2 separate regions of the Mus musculus genome follow, and region 2 is linked to region 1. A link is a contact called in ENCODE Hi-C or POLR2A ChIA-PET data. All regions are on one chromosome and are shown on one strand. Each heading gives the region's core, a stretch centred on a gene start or an enhancer-like site at or near the end of the contact. The rest is flanking DNA. Distances are from core to core; before and after follow the strand shown. Region 1 holds the start of Ficd (FIC domain containing). Region 2 holds the start of Sart3 (squamous cell carcinoma antigen recognized by T cells 3).

Evidence for each region. Hi-C counts contacts between places; a loop is a spot of excess contacts on that map. ChIA-PET counts read pairs that join two places held with the same protein, here RNA polymerase II (POLR2A).
Region 2: a map of heart shows a loop between it and region 1 (7-fold over the local background). The contact joins the promoter of Sart3 here to the promoter of Ficd in region 1. A Hi-C loop is called at or near these places in 14 of 37 maps with a recorded cell type or tissue (T-helper 1 cell, T-helper 2 cell, adrenal gland and 4 more). POLR2A ChIA-PET finds 5 or more read pairs at or near these places in 3 of 5 experiments (Patski and embryonic stem cell).

Annotation. Positions count from the first base shown.
Region 1 is chr5:113,732,427-113,739,228 of GRCm38, reverse strand. It overlaps Ficd (FIC domain containing), which reads right to left and starts at 3,447. Exons shown (of 3, transcript NM_001010825.3): 1 at 3,180-3,447; 2 at 2,057-2,408; 3 at 1-1,162. The coding sequence starts at 2,357. The coding sequence ends at 87.
Region 2 is chr5:113,768,899-113,775,700 of GRCm38, reverse strand. Sart3 (squamous cell carcinoma antigen recognized by T cells 3) reads left to right here and starts at 3,301. Exons shown (of 19, transcript NM_016926.2): 1 at 3,301-4,380. The coding sequence starts at 4,066. It overlaps Iscu (iron-sulfur cluster assembly enzyme), which reads right to left and starts at 2,900. Exons shown (of 5, transcript NM_025526.5): 1 at 2,757-2,900; 2 at 1,325-1,438; 3 at 373-483. The coding sequence starts at 2,873.

The sequences.
Region 1 (6,802 bases), core at 2,198-4,697:
AAAGAATGTTTAAGGGTTTCCTTTTGCTACCAGGGGAGAACTGTTTCTAGAAAGGCCTTCTCTGGATGCCAAGGGAGGGCTGGCGGTTAGGGCCTCACAGGGAGCGTCTCCTTGAACCCAGAATGGTTGGGCTGGGCTTCTGGCAGTGCCACCGAGTACTCGGTGGTGGCAAGGAGCAACGTGTCCAGTGTGACCTCCGTACACTTGGCTATGAAGCGGATGAAAGGCCGCACGTCACCCTCGTTGGCGACTTCCAGTACATGGTAGTACTCGGACCTCTGCTCCTTGCGGATGGTGATGGGCGGGTATCCCGCCTGCATCAAAATCAGGTTCATCAGCAGACGGGAGGTCCTCCCGTTGCCGTCGATGAAAGGGTGGATGTACACCAGTTTGTAATGGGCCAGGGCCGCGAACTCGACTGGGTGCAGGTTCATGGCGTCCTCTGAATTGAGCCACTGTGTGAACTCCTGCATCTGCTTCTCCACATCCCGGGGGTGGGGTGGGATGTGGTGGCCCACCAGGACCTGGGTCCTCCGGAACCTGCCCGCCTCCACTGGATCCACATACCCCAGTACCCTCCTGTGGATCTCCAGCATGTCGTCCATGGTGACAGACCCGATGCGGGAGACCAGGGTGGTGTTGATGTACTTCATGGCCGCGTGCATGCCGATCACCTCGTTCTGCTCTTCCAGGCTCTTCCCTGGCACGGCGTAGCGGGTCTCCAGGATGTGCCTGATCTCCGAGAGGGTGAGGGTGTTGCCCTCGATGGCCACCGTGTGGTAGATGTGGTGGTAGTAGGTCTCCTCCATGACCCTGCGCAGCGCTGAGCTCCCCTTTGGGATGGACATGACCTTCTTCACTTTGCTGTCGATGACGCTGAAGTACCTCTGGTCGATTTCCTCCACGAGGGGCAGTGTCCGATCCCGGTTGACCAGGGCTTTCTCGTGGAAGGGCGAGATGGTCAGGGCCCTGGTGTATAAGTAGTCAGCCTGGATGATGTCCTTGTCTTCTTCGGAGAAGATGCCGAACTCATTCAGTGCGTCTACAAAGCCGGGGTCCATCTTGAGGGCGTGCAGGAAGAGCTTGTGGGCTTTCCCTCTCTTGCCTTGACGCTTCATCTCCAGGGCTTGGTTTAGGGCGGCCTTGGCTTCCAGCTTCCCTGCTGGAAGAGAGCCAGAGAGGCCTGATGAGCAGGGTGGGCTGTCCCTGTACAGGCCTCCCAGGGACACTACCATAGCCATGTGGCTTCTGTGACTCAGGCCCCGACTACTGCTGCTCTCCACAGCTGGAATGCTGGTTGCTGTCCTGTGTCCTAGGCCACTCTACATTGGGAGGTCCCCTGCCAACTATCTTCTGCCCGGGCGTAGACAGTCTGGGCATTTGCTATCCCTGTGCTTGCCCTACAGTATGGCTGCACTGGGTGGCCCACCTTCCCTGTGGACAGGTGGCTCTTATCTCTTGAGACCCTCTCCTTCAGGCCTGGGGGTGCCAACACCTCGCCCTCAGCTATCCCTGGCCCTTCCCATGCCTGGACAATTTCTGTTTTCTGGCAGTGCTGGGGACTGGAACCCTGGGCCCTTGTGCATGCATACCAGACAGGTGCTATCAGAGCTATGCCCCTGCTTCTAATGATGTGATTCCATTGTGGTGATGTGTGGTTGTCACCCCTGGGGACAGTGTGCCGCTGGCATCCAGGTAGGCTGCTGTAACACTCACTGTGCACACGGGGCATGCTTTGCACTGAGCTCTGTGCTTCGAGGGTGAGCACCCACCCACACTCAGCTTCCCTGAGTTCCTGGACCGCTCTCCAGTCCCATCCCCAGTGGTTTCTGGCCAGAGGGAGCACTGTTCTCAGGTGCTCTTCCTTGAACCACCCCCATGTAGATCTGAGGTGCAGCTCAGGGCCCACCCTTTGTGTGTCTCCCTCCAAATGCTGGGACACCCGTTCTCAGTCACTCATCAGACTGGAGTTCCGGACTGTCTCATTCACTGGGACGCCCTCATGCTTACACACACACAAACTGACAAGGCCAACCAAGTTGGCCAGCACACTCACCTGGAGACGCCGTAGTCTTGACTGTCAGCAGCCCTGCATCCCTGGAGGAGACACTGAGCTCTGTGCATAGGCTGGTGCACTTGGGGACCACAGGCTGTGCCCTGTCCAGTTTGCTCCTGAGCAGGTGGAAACCTCTGAGCACAGCCAGGCAATGCTCTTCCACAACTCCCAGCGGCAGCAGCAGAGCCAGCAGCGACCCCAGAGCCATGCTCAGCAGCGCCATCCACAGGAAACGGCCCCAGACGGAGACCCATTTGGGTTCGGCCACTGCCACCACCGACGCCATTGGCATGAGTATCATCTGGACTGAGGGCTGGGCCCAGAGCACTCGACACAGAGGAAAAGCTGGACCCTGCAAGGAACCAAGCATTGTAAAAGAATGAGGCAGTGGGAGTGGACCCGTTCCCAGATGGAGAGACCAGACACAGAATCGTCACACTTTCTAATTCATTAGGGACCACGGAAATGGGGGAGGGGTCTCATGGTGCAGGGCCAGCCTGGGAAGATTCATCCTAACCCATAGCTCCTCCGGGGTAGAGTGATAGGACTCTAATGCATTTATATATATTAACTTTCATAATCTCAGCCTACAACCCCAGGAGGTGATGTTTCCACACCGCCCTCCCCAGAGGAGATGCAATCAGAACTCAGAAAAGTGAAGTCGGGGACTTTTCAGCCCCCCTCTTAGTCCACTAGTCCACCACAAGCGACTATTGCCACAGGACACCTAGTGTTTGGGCTGTAACTCCTGCATACGCCCCTGGACACACACCACAATCTTCGATAAGGACAAATGTCTGGTGTCCTGATGTTACCATATGAATACCGACAGCCTCGGTGACCAATGTTGTGTCCCTTCTGCCCTTCCTTCCCTGGCTTGTCCATCATAGACAGGGAAACCCAAGGCCTGGCCAACAACAGTGGGTGATGATGCCCTACCTCAGCGAGGGCGAACACAAGCTTGGGGGCTGGCGGGGGATGGGGGGGGGGAGCGAGGGATCAGGTATGCAAATGCCATCTTGCCAACAATAAGCATTTATTGGGCAACTATGGTGTGCCGGACACTGCGCTGCCGGCCAGCCTTGCACGCTGTCAGCCCCCTTGCGAAGAGCGAGCAAGCTACCTGTAGCTCCCGGTTTACAGATGAGGGATGACGCCGTTCTGACAGGCGGCGCCGGAGCTCCGGGGCCTGACCCGCCACGTCATCACTTCGCGCGGCCTGTGCAGCGGCTCGAGCCCAGCAGACTTCGGCTTACTCCCGAAGCGGGGGGTGGGGTGGGGGGTGGAATGAGGCTGCCGCGAGCTCCCGCTACGAACCGGCCCAGGGCTCGTGCCCGCCTCCAGCATCCAAACCCGCGCGGCCGTTCCCCGCAGCCGCGGTCGCAGGCCCCGCCCCCACCACCTCGCCCCGCTCCCGTCGCCTCGCCATTGGACGGACGGCCGCCCTTGCCGCGGCGGATTGGCTGTCTCGACTTGTCCATCCGCCGCGCTTCCGGGTTCTAGAGCTAGCTAGAGCATCCCCCCGGGAAAGGCGCGCCGTGTGCCGCTTCCATTGGCTGTCGCTTGTGTGCATGGGGCGGGGTCGAGGCCACCGGCTAGGGCGAGCATTTGCGTCCTGTTTTCCCGTCCCAGCATCTGCTACCTTCCTGGGCCTCCACCTAGGCTCTGTGTGCTTCAGTTTCTCTGGTGTGCAATGGCAGTAGCCACATCACCAAACGTTTCCCACTTCTTAGTCCCGGTTTCACCGTTTGTCCCTTTTCTTTACCCCCTTTCTTGTCCTCTCTAATCTACTTTTGTTTTTGAGATGGCTTCGCACCGTGTAGACCAGGCCTGGCTAGGAATTAATTCACGGTGTAGCCCAGGTTGGTCGGGACTTACTGTGTAGCCCGAGCTGGCTTAGTATTCAACCCGGGTCATTTTGAGCCAACATGCCCTCCTGACCTTTTTTAGTTTGCATTCTCTGGAGCGGCTGGCTATGGCTTTTTGTTTACCAAATTAAGTTTTCTTTGGTGCAGAGGGCAGGGCTCCCATCTCAACCCACAAATATTGAACCGGAAGCTCCCAGGGCCTGCTTTGAGAGGTTACTGGGCACACTCTGGAGTCAGACGGCCCACAGATTCAGATTTTTGCCCTCAGTCTCTTGTGATCTTGGATCAGTTTTCTCAACGGCAGAATGGGACAACAGCTCACATCTCTTAATTAAAAAAAAAAAAAAAAGTTCGTGTGCGCGCACGTGCACAGAGATCAGTTTGCAAACCTGGGCTTTCTCCTTCTACCATATGGGTTTGTGGATTGAACGCAGGTCACCAAGTTTGGCTCCTACCTGCCTTAGCCCTCAGGTTCTGGATTTGGGACTCTTTTCATGGAGCCACACAGCCCTGGGTTCGCATCCCAGCTCTGCCACTAGCAGACTGACTTGGTGGTGTCAATCTACTTTACTGATCTGTCACCTGCAGGTAGCTTAAATTGGTCTGGGACTCACTGTATAGGCCAGGCTAGCCCCAACCTCCCGCCTCTGCCTCTGCCTTCTGAGTGCTGGGATTAGAGGCATATACCACCAAATCCGGTTTCAGCCTGCTTTCTTATAGAACCCCCTGACCAGCCCAGGGATGGCTCCACCCACAATGGGCGGGGCCTTCCCCCATCAATCATTAATTAAGAAAATGCCCTACAGTTGGATCTTATGGAAACATTGTTCTCAATTGAAGTTCCTTTCCCTCCAGATAACGCTAGTGCGGTGATTCTCAACCTGTGGGCCATGACCCCACAGGGCTCTCATATTAGCTATTTACATTACATTACGATTCATCACAGTAGCAAGCGTATGGCTATGAAGTAGTAATGAAATAATTTTATAGTTGGGGGTCACCACAGCATGAGGAAACTATGTTTAAATATAATTTTATAATGTAGTATGTTAGTCAGGGTTCTCTAGAGTCACAGAACTTTTCGGTAGTCTCTATATAGTAAGGGAATTTGTTATGATGACTTACAGTCTGTAGCCCAACTCTCCAACAATAGTCAGCTGTGAGTGGGAAGTCCAAGGATCCGGTAGTTGCTCAGTTGCACGAGGCTGGGTGTTTTCAGCTGGTCTTCTGTAGAAGTAGGTTCCAACAGATGTGCCAGCAAGTAAGTGCACGCAGGGGAAGAAGAGCGAATCTTCCTTCTTCCAATGTCCTTATGTAGGTCTCCAGCAAAGGTGTGGCCCAGATTAAAGGTGTGTACCGCCACGCCTGGATCTGGGACTTGCTTTGGCCCAGGCTGACTTTGAACTCAGAGATCTCCTTGCCTCAGTCTCCTGGGATTAAAGGCCTTGCCTGGGCCCAAGCTTTTTTTTTTTTTTTTTTTTTTTTCTTTCTTTCTTTCTTTCTTTCTTTCTTTCTTTCTTTCTTTCTTTCTTTCTTTCTTCCTTCCTTCCTTCCTTCCTTCCTTCCTTTCTTTCTTTCCTTTTCTTTTTTCTTTTTTTGGCTTTTGGAGACAGGGTTTCTCTGTACAGCCCTGGCTGTCCTGGAACTCACTTTGTAGACCAGGTTGGCCTCGAATTCAGAAATCTGCTTGCCTCTGCCTCCCGAGTGCTGGGATTAAAGGCGTGCGCCACCATGCCTGGCCCTCTTTTTTAAGATTCATTTATTTATCTTATGTATATGAGTACACTGTTGCTGTCTTCAGACACACCCAGAAGAAGGCATCAGATCTCATTACAGATGGTTGTGAGCCATCATGTGGTCGCTGGAATTGAAGTCAGGACCTCTGGAAGATCGGTCAGTGCTCTTAACCGCTGAGCCATCTCTCCAGCCCCAGAGCCTAAGCTTTTCATGGCCACTATGCCTCAAGATTGCCACCCCAAGATCTAGAAACTTGTGTCTCCCAGTCTCAAGATTCGGATAACAGGTGAGCCCTCCAATTCTGGATTGTAGTTCATTCCAGATATAATCAAGTTGACAACCAGGAATAGTCATTACTTGTAGTGATTGCATTAGGGAGGTTGAGAACCACTGCTCTAGCCTGTGTCAGGACGGCACAGCACAGGCCCGCACAGAGGATCTTATGTTTAACCCTTGATCAAGGGTCTTCAATGTTCTCTGAGCAATCTCTAAGATGTCATTCAGACACCCTAAGTGGTCATTTCATTGTAAAAGCCTTTCACAGAGGAGGCAACCAGTGTGTGAAGGTGGAGTTGCTGTCACAGAAGACAAGGGGATCTCAGGCTAGACTGATGGCCATTCACACACAGGGCCACTACCCCGGGCAAGTCACTTACCCTCTGAAGTTTTTGGCACTCAGACATAAAATTGCCATGTGTAGGGCCCTCCTCTCTCCAAGGCTTCCTGGGAGGCTAACATAAACAGTCTCTAACAGACTTGGGCAAATCCAGAAGGTCTAAGGGCCCTGCCGATGAATGGGAGACACTGGGGAGGGGAGGGGACTGCGGGCTACCAGAGAGCACAGGGCTTCCTTTGCAGCTGAGGTCTAGCCCACAGCTCTTATGCTGGGTTAAGTCTGACCGGTGACTGTGACCACGCCCCCTAACCCCCAGCCCCAGTTCTCAAAAGCATCATCTGTCCTGGATTGTTTGGTGACGTTTTCAACATTTTTAACAGTCGGCATGTCTGTGAGCCAGGTTGTAATCTGCAAGAAGCTGATCTTGGAGTCCTCAGGAGTGTCGGGAGGAGGGTGAGGGGGAATAGAATCAACATATATTGTGTGGGAAATGAAAAATGTAACAATGTTACAACTACAAAACCC
Region 2 (6,802 bases), core at 2,052-4,551, 37 kb before region 1:
TTGCCTTAAGCAACAAGATGGCCTTGAACTCCCAGCGTGAGGAATGTAACCAGGGCTTAAAAAACTGGCTTTTTTCTTTTCTTTTCTTTTCTTTTCTTTTTTTTTTTTTTTTTTTGAGTTCCTGCTGGGTGTCCCAGGCAGGCTTTGAAGTCACCATCTTTATCTTCCTGCTTCTTGCTTTGCTGCGACTCATGAGTAGACTCTCCCAGAGCCAGGGTCACAGGGAGTTCTGATTTAATTCCATGTTTTTTGTTGAGACAGGTCTCCTTACGTATCCCGTGCTGGCCTAGAACTCACAGAGCTCCTTCTGCCTCTGTTGGGCTTTACTGCTCCGGGATTAAATAGCTTTATGACACTTGTGAGTGGTCTTACCGTTTTCCCCTTTACCCACTCTGTGGCTAAGGAGCTGGAGGCAATGGCGGAGCCGCAGCCAAATGTTTTGAATCTGGCGTCCACAATCTTCCCCTTTTCATCCACCTGGATCTAGAAAGGAAACAGAAGCTAAGCGGCCACAGCTGGACCTGTCCTTGAGAGCTGGGACCTTCTGGAGGTCCACAGTGTGTGTTCCACATGAGCCCTGGCTAGTGTCCACTCCAGATGCTGTGACATTGGTCACCGTGATTTGTTTCACAGAGCTTGGTGACAGAGAGTGAAACTTGGGGTCCACACAGGTCCAGCTGGCACAAAGGTAGGGAAATGGTGCCCCTCACCCCACTTGGTTGTTTTCAGCCCTAGCCCGCTGTATGTGAACTCCTGTTTTGCAGAGATCTGTTTACAGCTGCTGCCCCTGTTAGCACCTCAGGCGCAGAGAGAGAGAGAGAGAGAGAGAGAGAGAGAGACAGAGAGACAGAGACAGAGAGACAGAAAGAGACAGAGAGAGATTACCTGCAACCATGGCTCCATCAGTACCTTTCTCTGGGGCACCAACTATAATTAGCGGCTCTTTCCTGCTTGCCATGAAGGAGGCTGAGCTAAAGCTATGGCTGACTGAAGCACAGCCTGCCACCTCCCTCTGCCCCGCTTCCTTTTCCTGGAGAGGTTTGGTTAACACAATATTCCTTTTCTCACTGAAAGCGCTAGCTCCTGGTGGCCTTCACTTGGTCAGAACAGTCACAGAGTCTTTCGATTGCTCGGTGAGAGCAGGATCTACACTGATCAGTGAGGTGGAAGATAAGGTCATCTGTTTCAGAACGAGACCCGAGTCTCTACCCTCATCATCCATGTCAGCCACTGATCCCTCCTCACAGGAATACACAGACAGGACAAAAATGCTTTGTGAGGTCTTGTTGGGGTGCAGGTAGTAATCCTTTCACCCAGTCAGTACCTGCAGTTTCATGACGTCACCACATGCCGGAGCCCCCACCAATCCGGTTCCAACATTTTTAGATGTCTTGTCAAGGGATCCCACGTTCCGAGGGTTTTCATAATGATCCACAACCTGAAATGGCAGATCAACAGAAATCGCTACGGTCTTTACTCTCTCTCTCAGATCAGCAATCTGTATGGGACAGAGGTGGGAGACCCATGTGTGACCCAAACTCTTTCTATCTCCTCCCCAACGACCTTTGTATCGAAGATACTGTCCAAGAAACCGGTGAAAACTCAGACACATCTTCCTTTCAGGGGGCTGTCAACCAGAAGTAATCCCCTGACTCACACACTGTACCAGATCTGGGCTCAAAGCACAACTTCTCTTTTTTACCAAACACAATACACAAAGAGAAGTATGCACTTACAAAAAATCCCGAGAATAAAAACAGCCCCAAATGGAAGAGTTCCCCAGAAGTTTCAAGGTCAGAGATGAGCTGGAGGTTGGGGAACGAACGAGTCATTGGTGGCTGTAAACATAAACACAGCGCTACCCTGTGGCAGGAGCGCCCCCTGGTGCCTTAAGGCTGCCAGCCCGTCAAGGTCCTGCAGCTATAATGTCAACAAAACAACCTTCCCTTTGGGGTAGAAGGCCTTGGGCAAGAGCACCCAAGCCAGAACAGAACAAGCAGCTGTTAAAGTCAGGGACACACTAAGATTTAATAACCGAGCTTTCTCCCGCTAGTTACCAGGAGGCACCCTCATCTGCAGATTGAGTCTAAGCCCTGAGCCCCCATAACGCATCATCTAATCAAGGACTTTGGGGGGGGGGGGAGGGAGTGTCTTGTACATCTGCGGTAGCCTTGTTTTTCGGAGTGAGTCTCCTGTCAAGAGGATTTTAACGTCCCTAAAAGCGTGGGGGCCCGCAAACTACTCTTCTTCTATACTTTCTGCTCCCTACCAATAAACACACAACTGAGAACCGAAGTTTTAATGTTGGGCTAGGTGCTTGGCTGAGCTCGAGGCCATCGGCTCCTAAAAGAGTAAATAAATCGCCATCAGTGGTTTCCCTTGGTTGGACCGAGCGCTCCACGTACGGGGACTTCAGAAGACTCCTGTCAGGTCTGAGAGAAAGGATGGGAGGGGACCAGTGACTTGATCAAGGCCATCTGGCCAGGGCAATGGCTTAGCTGGGGAGGACGCTGGTGCTGTCGAGTGTGCTCAAGCATGCGTGTGTGTGTGTGTGTGTGTGTGTGTGTGTGTGCGTGCTGCCCCTTGACCCCCGGCACGACATACCCGGACCCTCCCTTCTGGGCTGTCAGCCTTGGGACACTCGGAGTGACGGCCGCGGCGGGGCAGAGGCGGCCGCGGGGCTCCTCGGTGCTGGTGATCTGCGCAACGGCGGCAGGTCCCCTCGATGGTTCGCGCACCCCCTCGCCCGCCCATACCTTCTTGTGGTAGAGCCTGGCCGGAGCCGACAGCTCCCGGGCGGGCAGGCGCGGGCTCCGCAGCAGCAGCGCCGACGCCGCCCGCCTCAGACGGCCAGCTCCCGTGGCCGCCGCCATCCTGCCGGCTTGAGCTGCGTCGACCTCGGCGACGCCGGAGGGATGGCGCGCCCGTTCGACGTCACCGCAGCTCGGCGCTTGCGCTGGCGTCTCGGCCCGGCTACGCCCCCTCTGACCGCGCCCTCGGAAGGGGCGTGGCCAGGCGCAGAGCGGGAAGGTCCGAAGCGGCGTGCAAGGTTGTCTGGTGCTGCGATGGGCGTGGGGATGCTCGGTTTCAGGCGTGTTTATGATTCGATCATGCATACGTCCCTGGTAGACTTTTGTTCAGGCTGTGGAGTTCCTTTTCTTTCTTTCTCTCTCTCTTTCTTCCTTTTTTTTTTTTTTTTTTTTTTTTACTAATTCCGAGGTAGCCGTTTCACCCATGGAGCAAATGCATATTAAGTGTACTCTAGGTGTCACTAAAAAAAAAAAAAAAAAAAAAATCCTGGGAGCAAAACGGACGCGATTTCTGGCTCGTTAACCTTGTTGATGAAGGGGAAAGGCAGTGCAGAGGGAAACAGCAACGCTTTTCCGACCTCGAGAACGAGGGGTATAAGAGAAACGAACCCCATCCCTCGACACCTACGTTTGTTTTACCGCCATGCACATCATTCCGAATCAATACTTATTGTAATGTATTATCATTGACTATAAAAATCCACAAAAGCGACTCGTTTAACACAACTACGAGGTACTAGGTGTTACAAAGGGGAGGGAGCTTTATTCGAGAGATGAGACTTTTCCCATGAGATGGTGCATCCGATCGCGGAGGAACTGCAATCTTGTCCGCACTTGAGGGTCGGTTGCCGGGAAACAACCACGCACCGGAGCCGGCCGAGCCTTACAGAAGGTCTTTAGTCCAAAGCGACGACTTTGACCTTCCTAAGATGGCGCCTCGACCTTAACTACGGACATCACGCACGCACCACTTCAGCTGTGGCTGCCACTTCCGGCCCAAAGACCCGACAGCTGTCCACGGTTGTAGCCGGACGCAGGTTATGCTCGTGAGCCTTTTCTTCTGACGGTGGCGTCTGGAGGCGCTAAAGGATAGCATCAGCGGTGGATTCTCCACAGCTTCCTGCTCCCTGAGGCCGTCCGCGACGCTCCCGCTGGTGGCCGAGCGGAGTTTTGATCAGGCAGACGCCGCGGACAGCCCGATGCTCGCCGGGCTTCGGCGGGCGAGGGAAGACCCGAGAGTCGCGGGCTGCGCAAGATGGCGACGACGGCCGCATCTTCGGCGTCCGAGCCGGAGGTTGAGCCCCAGGCCGGGCCTGAGGCCGAGGGAGAAGAGGATGAGGCGAAGCCGGCCGGTGTGCAGCGGAAGGTGCTGTCCGGCGCTGTGGCCGCGGAGGCGGCGGAGGCCAAGGGCCCCGGATGGGACCTGCAGCGGGAAGGCGCGAGCGGGAGCGATGGGGATGAGGAGGACGCCATGGCTTCCTCCGCCGAGAGCTCCGCCGGGGAGGACGAGTGGGAGTACGACGAGGAGGAGGAGAAGAACCAGCTGGAGATCGAGCGGCTGGAGGAGCAGGTTGGCCGGCCTGGGTGGCGGCGGCGGGCTCCCTTCCTCCCTTCGGGTCCCCAGGCCCGGCCCGCCCCCTCGGTCCTCCGTGGTTATGGAGACCGCTGAGGTCGCCGGGACGCCGTGAGCCACCGTGAGTCCCCGCGTCCCCGGCTCAGTGCGCGCCCAGGGCGTCCCTAAAGTATTCCATTGAATAGTGTTTAATCCGGTTTCCCCGGGAAACTGAGGCTCGTTGAGGGGGCTCCTGCACAAGGTGCCACCGCACCTGAGAGTGTTTATCTTTTTAAGCTTTTACTCTCTCTTTTTTTTCTTCTTATTTTAAACTTGTGCTTGTATGCCTGCGTGGACACGGTTGTCTTTTAACCATGTGTGTTCCGGGGATTGAACTCTTGGTCATCAGGTGTGGCGGCGGAGCCATCTCTCCAGCCCCGGACTGTCACTCTTTTTTTTTTTTTTTTCCGAGACAGGGTTTCTCTGTGTAGCCCTGGAACTCACTTTGTAGACCAGGCTGGCCTCGAACTCAGAAATCCGCCTGCCTCTGCCGCCCAAGTGCTGGGATTAAAGGCGTGCGCCACCACGCCCGGCCGGACTGTCACTCTTAACCAAGTGGTTTAACTGTCTGACAGTCGGAGGGGAACTTATTTTCCTTTAAGGATAGTAATAGTGGTCAAAAGTGGTGTAGAACGAAAAAAACGAACGCGACTGTAATAGAAGTGCAGAGGTTGAGGCTTTTGGTCTGAAGGCCAGGGCCCAACTCACTCACTCTCTCTCTCTCTGTCTCTCTGTCTCTCTCTCCCTCTTTCTTTCTTTTTTGTGGGGGCGGGGTTTCAGGCAGGATCTCAGTATGTAGCTTTGACTGCCTTGGAACTCATTATGTATACCAGGCTGGCCTGGAGCTCACAGAGATATGCCTGCCTCTGTCGCCCCTACCAGGCCAGAGCTGCCATATCCAGCGCCCCCAACTCCCTTTTAATTTACGTGTATGAGTGTTTTCCCCGAATGGGTGTGTGAGCAGAGACCAGAAGAGAGCATCAGGTCTCCTCGAACTGCAATTGCAATTAGGGACTGTTGTCAGGGGTTCTGTGGTTGCTGGGAATTAAAAACTGGTTTCTTTAGAAGAGCAGCCAATGTTCCTAATCGCCAAGGCTGCATCCTTTTGGAATTCGGTAACAACTAATACTCATGTGTCCTCAGTGATTTTTTTTTTAAACAGCTTCCACTGTAGATTAGGAGCAATAATTTCTGTGAAATAATCATTATAGCCCATGACTCCTGCCTAATGAAGTTGCCATGGTAACTATGGCCCCAGTGCCTGGTCCCAGGTAGTAAAGCGGTCCCTGATCTGTTATTGGTGATAACTCCTTTATAATCCAGTATGCTAGCAGGGGTAGGTGATGAATTCAGATTAGAATGGTTTGAGCAAAGGTGCATGAATAGTCAGTCACTGTCTATAAAGTGTGGGAGCAGAACCAGGGGTGCTAGTCACAGCGGGACTGGAGACCTGATATGTTCCCCCCCCCCCATGCTTCTGCCAGTACCTCCTGTTGGGCAAACCCAGCTGTAAACCATTGCGCCAGGAAGACCAAGATCTGGTGCGCCCAGTTGTTCATAGCACAAGGTAAAGATGTGGAGGAGTGGGGCCCCAGAGAGATGAAACCTGTTCTCGTGGGGAAACAAGGCTCAGAAATGGTAGGATGGCTGATCCGAACTCCCATAAGTGGGACTCGATCTCTTCCAGTCACCTGTGGTCTAGATATTCCCCCGGAGGTGCAGTTCCTCAGCAGTGTGAGGAACACAGTCCAGTCAGCTAGCCTTGTCTGGATTTGTGGTGCTGAGAACTTTCTAGTTACAAAACGATAACCTAGCTTGCCCCACTTGCCACCATGTCTAATTAATTATTAGAGGTCTTTTGGAGCAGGTGGTTATCTCTCCTACTTTTTAGTGATAAATGCTTTGAATCTTATTTGGTGTCCATGGCAGGTGCACCTGTGCCATGGCAGAGGACAGTTTGTAGAAGTCGCTTCTCTCCTTCCTCACTGCGGTCTCAGGGGTCCAGGTTACGTTGGTGGGCTTGTTTGCAGGAGCAGAGCCATCTCTTCAGTTCCAAGAGGACTGACTTGGTAGCTCGGGATGACCTGGAATTCACTCTAGCCTAGGGGCTCAGACGTCTGCCCCAGCCCCAGCCCTAGCCTCTCACATGTACAGTTACAGGCTTTAGCTGCCATGCGTTGACTCAGCAGAAACTCTGGGATGCAGGGAGCAGACTGGCTCTCCTTGCTCTTAAAGGAGAAATGTCTTCAGGCTGTGGAACGGCGCACACTCCTTGCATTGGCAGTGTGTGTCATGTGCGCTCTCACATTGGCCCACACATAAGTCTGGCCCATTTTGGTGCATAATAGATGCTAAGTGAAGGCCTTTCCCTTCCTGGCTT